2 separate regions of the Homo sapiens genome follow, and region 1 is linked to region 2. The links are chromatin contacts, found by Hi-C or POLR2A ChIA-PET in ENCODE. All regions are on one chromosome and are shown on one strand. Each heading gives the region's core, a stretch centred on a gene start or an enhancer-like site at or near the end of the contact. The rest is flanking DNA. Distances are from core to core; before and after follow the strand shown.

The links. Hi-C counts contacts between places; a loop is a spot of excess contacts on that map. ChIA-PET counts read pairs that join two places held with the same protein, here RNA polymerase II (POLR2A). Pooled maps may share reads with other maps.
Region 1: a map of mammary epithelial cell shows a loop between it and region 2 (2.1-fold over the local background). The contact joins two enhancer-like sites. A Hi-C loop is called at or near these places in 4 of 168 maps with a recorded cell type or tissue (adrenal gland, mammary epithelial cell, pancreas and 1 more) and 3 of 50 pooled maps. POLR2A ChIA-PET finds 5 or more read pairs at or near these places in 4 of 52 experiments (Caco-2, HEK293T, WTC11 and 1 more).

Annotation. Positions count from the first base shown.
Region 1 is chr3:32,338,315-32,342,244 of GRCh38, forward strand. All of the region lies in intron 1 of CMTM8 (CKLF like MARVEL transmembrane domain containing 8), which reads left to right. Among named protein-coding and RNA genes, the nearest start is that of CMTM7, 52 kb to the right of the region's middle. Within about 2 kb of position 2,482, at least 2 of the 41 ENCODE cell types and tissues checked have a DNase peak (open chromatin) inside an H3K27ac peak, as active enhancers do.
Region 2 is chr3:32,198,611-32,202,717 of GRCh38, forward strand. No RefSeq gene overlaps it. Among named protein-coding and RNA genes, the nearest start is that of CMTM8, 38 kb to the right of the region's middle. Within about 2 kb of position 2,026, at least 7 of the 41 ENCODE cell types and tissues checked have a DNase peak (open chromatin) inside an H3K27ac peak, as active enhancers do.

The DNA of each region.
Region 1 (3,930 bases), core at 1,232-3,731, 140 kb after region 2:
CTCTTGAGGTTCCTCAGCACCCTTAGCCCAGTAGTTCTAATTACAGGCATGGGACACCTCCCATTCCTTTCTTTCACTGACTGAGTACCCTAGGGCCACTACTGTTAAGAAACCAACTCTGCTAAGCATTAAATCATGTTCTCTGGAAGAAAAAACATGAGACTGATATCACTGCTTTTACCTCTATCTTTGCCGATCACAAAACACCTTAAGACCCTGCAGCAACCTAGGTGGTGCTGTACCCATCTTGTGAAGGTACAAACCAAGGCTCAGGAAAATAGTTATGTCTGTGGTCACACAGCAAATTAGTGACAAACCCAGGTCTCCCAGGCTTTGCACCTAACACACTACCTATTGTATATAAGGCAAAATTGGATGGTACTTTGTATATTGGTCATCTAATTCTGTGTAACAAATTACCCCTAAATGTAATAGCCTAAAGCAGCAGAAGACATTTGTTATCACTCACGGTGTCTGTACATAAGGAATTCAGGATCAACGTGGCTGAGCAGTTCTGGCTCAGGTGTTTTCCTAAGGTTCCATCAGATGTCTGCCAGAGCTGCAGTCACTTAAAGTTTAACTGGGGCTGAAGAATCCACTTCCAAGGATTCAGCTTGGAGAATCAGCTTCACTCACGTGGCTGGCAAGTTGGTGCTGGCTATTGGTGGGAAACTTCATTTCTGTTCCATGTTGACCTCCCTGCAAGGCTGCTTGAGTGTCCTCACAATATGGATGCTATCTCCTTTTTATGACACAGCCTCCCAAGTCACATAGCATAATTTCTGCCACATTCTGTTCATCAAAAGCAAGTCAGTAAGTCCAGCTTACCTTCAAGAAGAGCATCAAAGAATTTGTGGGCATATCTTAAAGCCAGCCCAGTAGGTCAATTTCCATTCCATTGCCTGCTGGGAAAATCAGGGTCCTGTGGTGTTGTCACAGTGCCGGTCTTTAGTTGATCGTAGAACGTGAGACTAAAGTCCTAAGCAAGAATAAGGTAATTCACAAATTACTAGCAACATCTAGGCCTCAAGTTTTGTTCTGTTCTGGAATAGAGTACCCAAAGGAATCTTACACAGTTGGACTTCAGAAAAGGTCAGAGAGGACCGGAAGGAGATGCCCATCTTCATGCTGTGTTTGAAAACAGAAAGACGACCACATGGTTTGAAATCCTCCCAGGCAATCCAGACATGCTTCTGCTAAGGGCCAGCTCTCCATTCCCAATTAAAAACTATCTTTCTAGCCCAGAGGCCAAGTGCCTTGTTGGAGAAAGCAGCAAGGCCTGAAGCCCTTCGGTTGTGCTTGTTGATGCTCCACACAGTTCCCCTATAAAGTATTAAACATACTTCAGTAAGAACTCTGCAGGGGTAGGCCGGGCGCGGTGGCTCATGCCTGTAATCCCAGCACTTTGGGAGGCCGAGGCGGGCGGATCATGAGGTCAGGAGATCAAGACCATCCTGGCTAACACAGAGAAACCCCATCTCTACTAAAAATACAAAAAATTAGCCAGGTGATGTGGCTGGCGCCTGTAGTCCCAGCTACTCGGGAGGCTGAGGCAGGAGAATGGCGTGAACCCGGGAGGCAGAGCTTGCAGTCAGCCAAGATCGCACCACTGCACTCCAGCCTGGGCGACAGAGTGAGACTCCATCTCAAAAAATAAATAAATAAATAAAAAGAACTTTGCAGGGGTAGAAGGAGGAGGCTGTGAATTTGTGGATTAAATTTGCCCTTCCAAGTCTTTGTATTAATTCATCCTTATCTCAGCCAGCTGATTGCATTTCTTGTCAGATCTGTTTCCAGGCAACGTCTGGTACTAATGGGTGAGAGTCCAGTTTATTCTTCCATGCCCTGCCACCTCTGTGCAAGGCGTTGTAAGTGTAGGAACTCATCCAGACAGTAAACTCTGATCTCTCGCCATTCAACAGGGTCCGGTTGTATCACCTTAGTCTTCATAAGCAGTGTTTGGATACCCTCTAGTGGATAAGTGAAGATGGTCGCCATGCTTGCTAAACAGAAGGGCTCCGAACCTGGGATGAGAGTGGAGGTGACTGGCTTGAAGAGCCCCTGTGACTCTGGAAAGCAAATGTAGGGAGAGGTCAGCTTGAGGATAATGTAACTCCTTGATGCTCCAGGAAAGAGGTATACTCTTCCGTTGTATAATCTTCTCTGGCTTGATATATTTAATAACCTGATTTGGAAAACAGGTAACAAAAACATCAGTACACATATATGTGCATGTGTGTATATTTCCTAGTGCAGAGAGTGTGTGTGGTTGTAAACAGGAATTGGCAAACTTTTTCTATAAAGGGCCAGATAGTAAATATTTCAGGCTATGTAGCCAGGAGGCCACATATTCTGTTGTAGTGTGAAAACAGCCATAGATAATACATTCATGAATAAGCATGGCTGTGTTCATTGACTATACAAAACAGACAGTGAGCCGCATGTGGCCCTGGGCCAAAGTTTGCCAACCCCTGGTGAAAAAGAAAGAACTGAATTGTGTTTGTCTCTTGCACTAGATGGCGAATTCCTCCTGTGCAGGGACCCAAGCCTCATTCACCTTTGTACCCTGGGCACTCAGTATTGTGCCTACCATGTGGCAGGTGCCCATAGCCTATTTACTGACTCAATATGGCTCCTGTGTCAAACTCTGTAATATATCACCTTTCTTGCAAGATTTCTTGGAATTCATTGAATTAAGAGCAGCATGCTCTCTAACTTAGATGTTTAAGCCATCAGAGCAAATAGGATTAGTTGCCATCCTGTTTTCCATGTACTTGTCCTTCACCAAGATGCCATGTGAAAGACCAGCACTTCAAAAGGCCTTGTCGTGATCAGCCCTGTTCAGCCTGAAGATGGCACTACCTAGTGGCCCAACAGTGGTGGGCAGCTGCCGGGCATCTTGTTTTGCAGACGTGACAGTGGATTTGCATAGAGGCTTCTGTTGCCTTTACTAGAATCTCCATATGCCCAGAACCTTGCACGTGAGAAGGGACTGGCTGGTGGCATTCCAGGTAATGTCCTATCCCTAAGAACACGGCAGGAGCCAGCTTCTCTGTCTCAAACACCAGCCTATTCCTCTAAGGCAGGCTTATGGTCTGCCAAACTGCTCTTTTTTTTAAGGTATTAATCACAATAGCAACTATCCTTTGTAGAGTATATTGTCTTATGTGGATTTTAGAAAATATGTATTATCTCTATTTATTGATGAAGAAACTGAGGCACAGAAGAGTTAAATTACTTACGGCATGATGTTGATGTGTAGTACAGTTTAAAAACTTGAGGCCAGGTGTGGTGGCTCACACCTGTAATCCCAGCACTTTGGGAGGCCGAGGCAGGTGGATCACCTGAGGTCAGGAGTTCAAGACCAGCCTGGCCAACATGGCGAAACCCCCTCTCTAATAAAAATTTAAAAATCAGCCAGGTGTGGTGTCATGTGCTTTTGATCCCAGCTACTCTGGAGGCTGAAGCAGAAGAATCACTTGAACCCAGGGGTCGGAGGTTGCAGTGAGCCAAGGTTGCCGCTGCACTCTAGCCTGGGCGACAGAGCAAGACTCTGTCTCAAAAAAAATAAATAAACTTGGACTAAGTTTTTTAACTCACTGTGCCTTGGTTTTCCTATCTATAAAATCATCATGATAAAACCTATTTTAAGGCTGGGCATGGTGGCTCACGCCTGTAATCCCAGCACTTTGGGAGGCTGAGGTGGGCGGATCACCTGAGGTCAGGAGTTTGAGACCAGCCTGGCCAACATGGGGAAACCCCGTCTCTACTAAAAACATAAAAATTAGCTGGGCGTGGTGGCATGCGCTTGTAATCCCAGCTACTCAGGAGGCTGAGGCAGGAGAATCGCTTGAACCCAGGAGGCGGAGGTTGCAGTGAGCCAAGATCGCACCACTGCAGTCCAGCGTAGGCAACAGAATGAGACTCCAT
Region 2 (4,107 bases), core at 776-3,275:
GCATCCCTCTCGGATGGCAGAGCAGAAGCTGGGAACCTGAGAATTATTGATGCCCGTGTCTTCCATGCCTGGCAGAAGCTAACTCAAGAGAATGAACATAATATCTGTGTGGCAGATTGTGCTTCCAAAAAATGGCCACAGTAATATCTCCCATCACACATGTTTTCCAGAACCTGGCCACTCCCGAACAAGAGGTGGAGCCTGTGGCTGTCCCCATCCCTTGAAAACACTGGGTGGGCCTTTGTGACTGCCTCCATCAGTAGAGAAGAGCAGAAGTGATACTATCTGACTTCTGAGCCCAGACCACAGAAGCAACCCAGCTTCCTGGCTCTCTTTGGGGATGGCTTGCCCTTGGAGCCTGGCTCTGCTGCTATGAGAAGCCACATGGAGAGACCCACCTAGAGAGACCCCTCCAGCCTCAGCCCTGGCTGATCGTCTAGTTGACAGCACCAACTTGAAAGCCTGAGTGCGCCATCTTAGAGGCAGATTTTCCCCAGTTGAGGCCTGCAGCTGACACCACATGGAACAGAGACGAGCCTTTCCTTCCCCACCAAACCCTGTCCAAATTGCAGAGTCATGAGCATAATAATGTTGTGGGGCTGCAAACTTCAATATAGCACGATCTGCTCTCAAAGGATTACCTTTAAAGAACTGTGGGGTGGTGGATAAACAGGCAGCTGACTTGGCATGGGTGGCTCTTCCTAGCAGTGCTTTGCCTAGAGCTGTCCTGGGGAGAGACCTAGGTGTTAACTGGCTGCCTTATTTCGGGAAGCGGTATTGAGTAATGAGCAGGTATGTAGATTTGAGATCCAAAGGAAGCCAGGTTAAAATCTCAATGTCAATCACTTATTTTTTTACAGAGATTGTGCAATTTACTTCTCAGTTTCCCTGATTATTAAATAGAAATATCTTAAGCTGAATTTCTCGGAAAGAGACCCGGAGACTAGGATTCATGCAAAAGTGACATATCAGGAAATATTCCCAGGAGACAGGGAAGGGAAGAGGGCCAAGCTAAAGTGCTATGTCAAGCCAGATTCCATAGAGGAAAGTTTTGGTTTAGTTCCACAAGGGTTAAGGGCTACTGGGGGAAGGAGGTGTGTAAACTGCCAGGCATTTGCAACTAGGCAGCCCAAGAACCATTCTAGGACAAAGAAACCAGAGACTCAGGTGCTGGCTGGGAAGCCTGTGTGCAGAGAAATGGTAAAGGGATCCACAGGGATTAGGAATACGAACAGCACCAACCAGGGGATGACAGCACTGCTCACACCTCGTTATGTTGCTGTGCCTGGCTTCTGGTAACTGCTTAAGAAGCAGGAGGGAGTGAGGAAGAGGAATAGGAGGAGAAGAAGAGGAAGGGGAAGGAGAGAGGAAAACAAAGGGGGAAAGGGAAGAGGAGGAGTGGGAAGAAGCAGGAGGAGTTATCCTGGGGAGGGCTAATACCCCAGTGGGCAGTCACTCTGAAAGGGAAGAAACAGAACTGGCTACGCTCAGACTCACTTCTTTACACTTTGTGACCAACACACAATCCTAAGGTTAAACAACCTGGGATAAGTCAAGCATCCTCTCCTCTCCAGACCTAAGGAGAACATATCTTACACTATGGAGAAAGAATCTGGAAAGTGCCCGGGTCAGTATGGGTCACACAGAGGAGAAGAATTTGCTCACAGAGTTGCAGCACACTGGCAACCATTTTGGTAGAGCAGTGGATATCTGGTCTAACCAGTGGACAGCCTGATATTAGTGAAAAGAAGGATTGAAGGATGGGACAAAACTGTAACGCAGTTGGGATTTGCAAGAAAGTCTTTCCTACAGGGTGTGCTCCAGTAATTATTACTGTGTAACAAACCAGGCTAAACTTCGTAGCTTCAAACGACAACCATTGTATTACGCTCATGGATCCTACTTGTCCAGGAATTGGGAAGGACTTTGTATGGCTGGCTGGCCTCGGCTGCACAATGTCGGAGGCCTTGACTGGGAAGACCTGGAAGCTGGGAGTGACTCAATGGCTGGGAGCTGGAATCAACTGAACACTCACTCACTCACATGTATGGTGACTGATTCTGGCTGTTGGCTGGGACTGCAGCTGGGCCTTTTGGACATAAAACCTGCACGTGGCTGCTTAGGCTTCCTGAAAGCATGGTGGCTAGGTTCCAAGAACAATTGTCCCAAGAGAACCAAGCAGAAGCTGTTTTGTCTTTTATAATCTAACCTTGGAAGCCATGTAGTATCGCTTCCAACATAGTCGTATGCTCACGCAAATTTCAGAGGAAGAAAAACAGATCTGAATTCTCAATGGGAAGAGTTTCAATATCACATTGTAAGAAGAGAATGTGGGAAGATGTGGGAATTTTGAGAAAAAAAAATCTGCTATAGGCAACTTGTACATAACCCTGAAGGAAAAAGGGTTATCAGTCTGAGTAATTTGGAGAGAAGTTATTATACATTAGCATATGAAAGCTCTGGAGTGTCCAACAGTCAGTCTTATCACTTTGCTCAGCACAGCGTATCTCCATTTTTTTCTGCTTCATACTAGTACATAGAACACTCTAGAGGACACGTGCCTGGACTAAGTTCACCCCTTCAGGAAACCCTTAACCCAACTCGGAATTTGAGTATGTAAGATTAGGCAACTTCTGTTATTCTTTCCCCCCAAACAGTCCCTAATGAATTGGACAGAGCTGTATTCTTGGAAAAACACAATTTATTGCTTCTCAGCTCCGAATGCAACCTTCAGTATATGCTCTGGGATCAGCCTAGAATTCTTTTAAGCATTTCTTCTTGAAGTAGGGTGTGATGTTTATTAAACTTCTCTGTACAGGGCGCTGGAGGAAACTGCAGGAGGAAGAGACTCTCCTGTCATTTCCCGAGTGGAAATGGGTCCCGGGACATCCAGTAGAGCCTGCCCCAGCCCAGGACACAGTCCCTCTGGGACATTACAGCCTCAGCCTGGTGACAGCCTTTCCATGGCCCTCTTGTCATGGAAACCAAAGCTCCGGTGCAGCCTATGTGCCCTGAGGGGTTCCTGTCCCCATGCGGACTCCCACGCTCACCCAAGCCCAGCTCCCAGGCTGCACTCTGGAAGGTGGCCTTTTGCTTTCCAGCAGCTGTAGGCCAGCTTTGGCCCAGCAGAATTGGAAACCACTCTGCTGCCTGGTGGGCTGAACCACACCTTCTCCAGTGAGATGTGAACCTCTTCCAAATTTGTGCTTCCTTTAGTACTTTCCCTCAGCCTAGGGTACCATATAGCGTTTTCTTGTATCTTATTGTTACTCTTTTAGCATAGTTAAAGCTTCTTTATATAAAGCCTCCTCTACTTCACCTATGCTGTGGTTCTTTCTCCTGAAGGGACCCATACTGGGAAACGCATGATATTACAGTTCATTTATCCAAAGCAAAACATCAAGAAAGAGTAGTCAGGGTAATCATTTCTGCTTAAGAGCAAAAAAAAAAGTAATTGTAAATTTCAAATAATATGAGGCTTTCACATCAGCAATTTGTGTTAAGTGCTGAAGTGCCTCCCCCACACCCCCTGCTTTTGGTTTGTTTTTTGTTTTTTGTTTGACACAGGATCTCATTTGTTACCCAGGCTAGAGCGCAGTGGCACAATCATGGCTCACTGCAACCTTGACCTCCCACACCTCAGCCTCCTGAGTAGCTGGAACTACAGGTGTATGCCAACACGCCCAGCTAATTTTTTAATTTTTTGGAGAGATGAGGTCTCCCTATGTTGCCCAGGCTGCTCTCGAATTCCTGGGCTCAAGCAATCCTCCCACCTTGGCCTCCCAAAGTGCTGGGATTACAGGCATCAGCCACCGCGCCTGAACTTAAGTGCTTTTAATAGCAAATAGTTACTTTTAAAATGATCTGCTGTAGCCTGGAGTCATCCTTTAAGTCATTAGTCTGAAAATGGTTAAATCCAAATCACATAAGAAATAGAACAGATTAGTTGAGGATGTGTGTGTGTTTCATGTGGCCAAAATCAAAACAAAACAAAACCAACCTCCCTAAAAAACCTCAAATTGCTTGAACAAGAAATGGACTACATTGGCTTACATAACCACAATATCCAAAGGCAGTGCTGGCTTCAGAATCAATGTGATGCAAGAC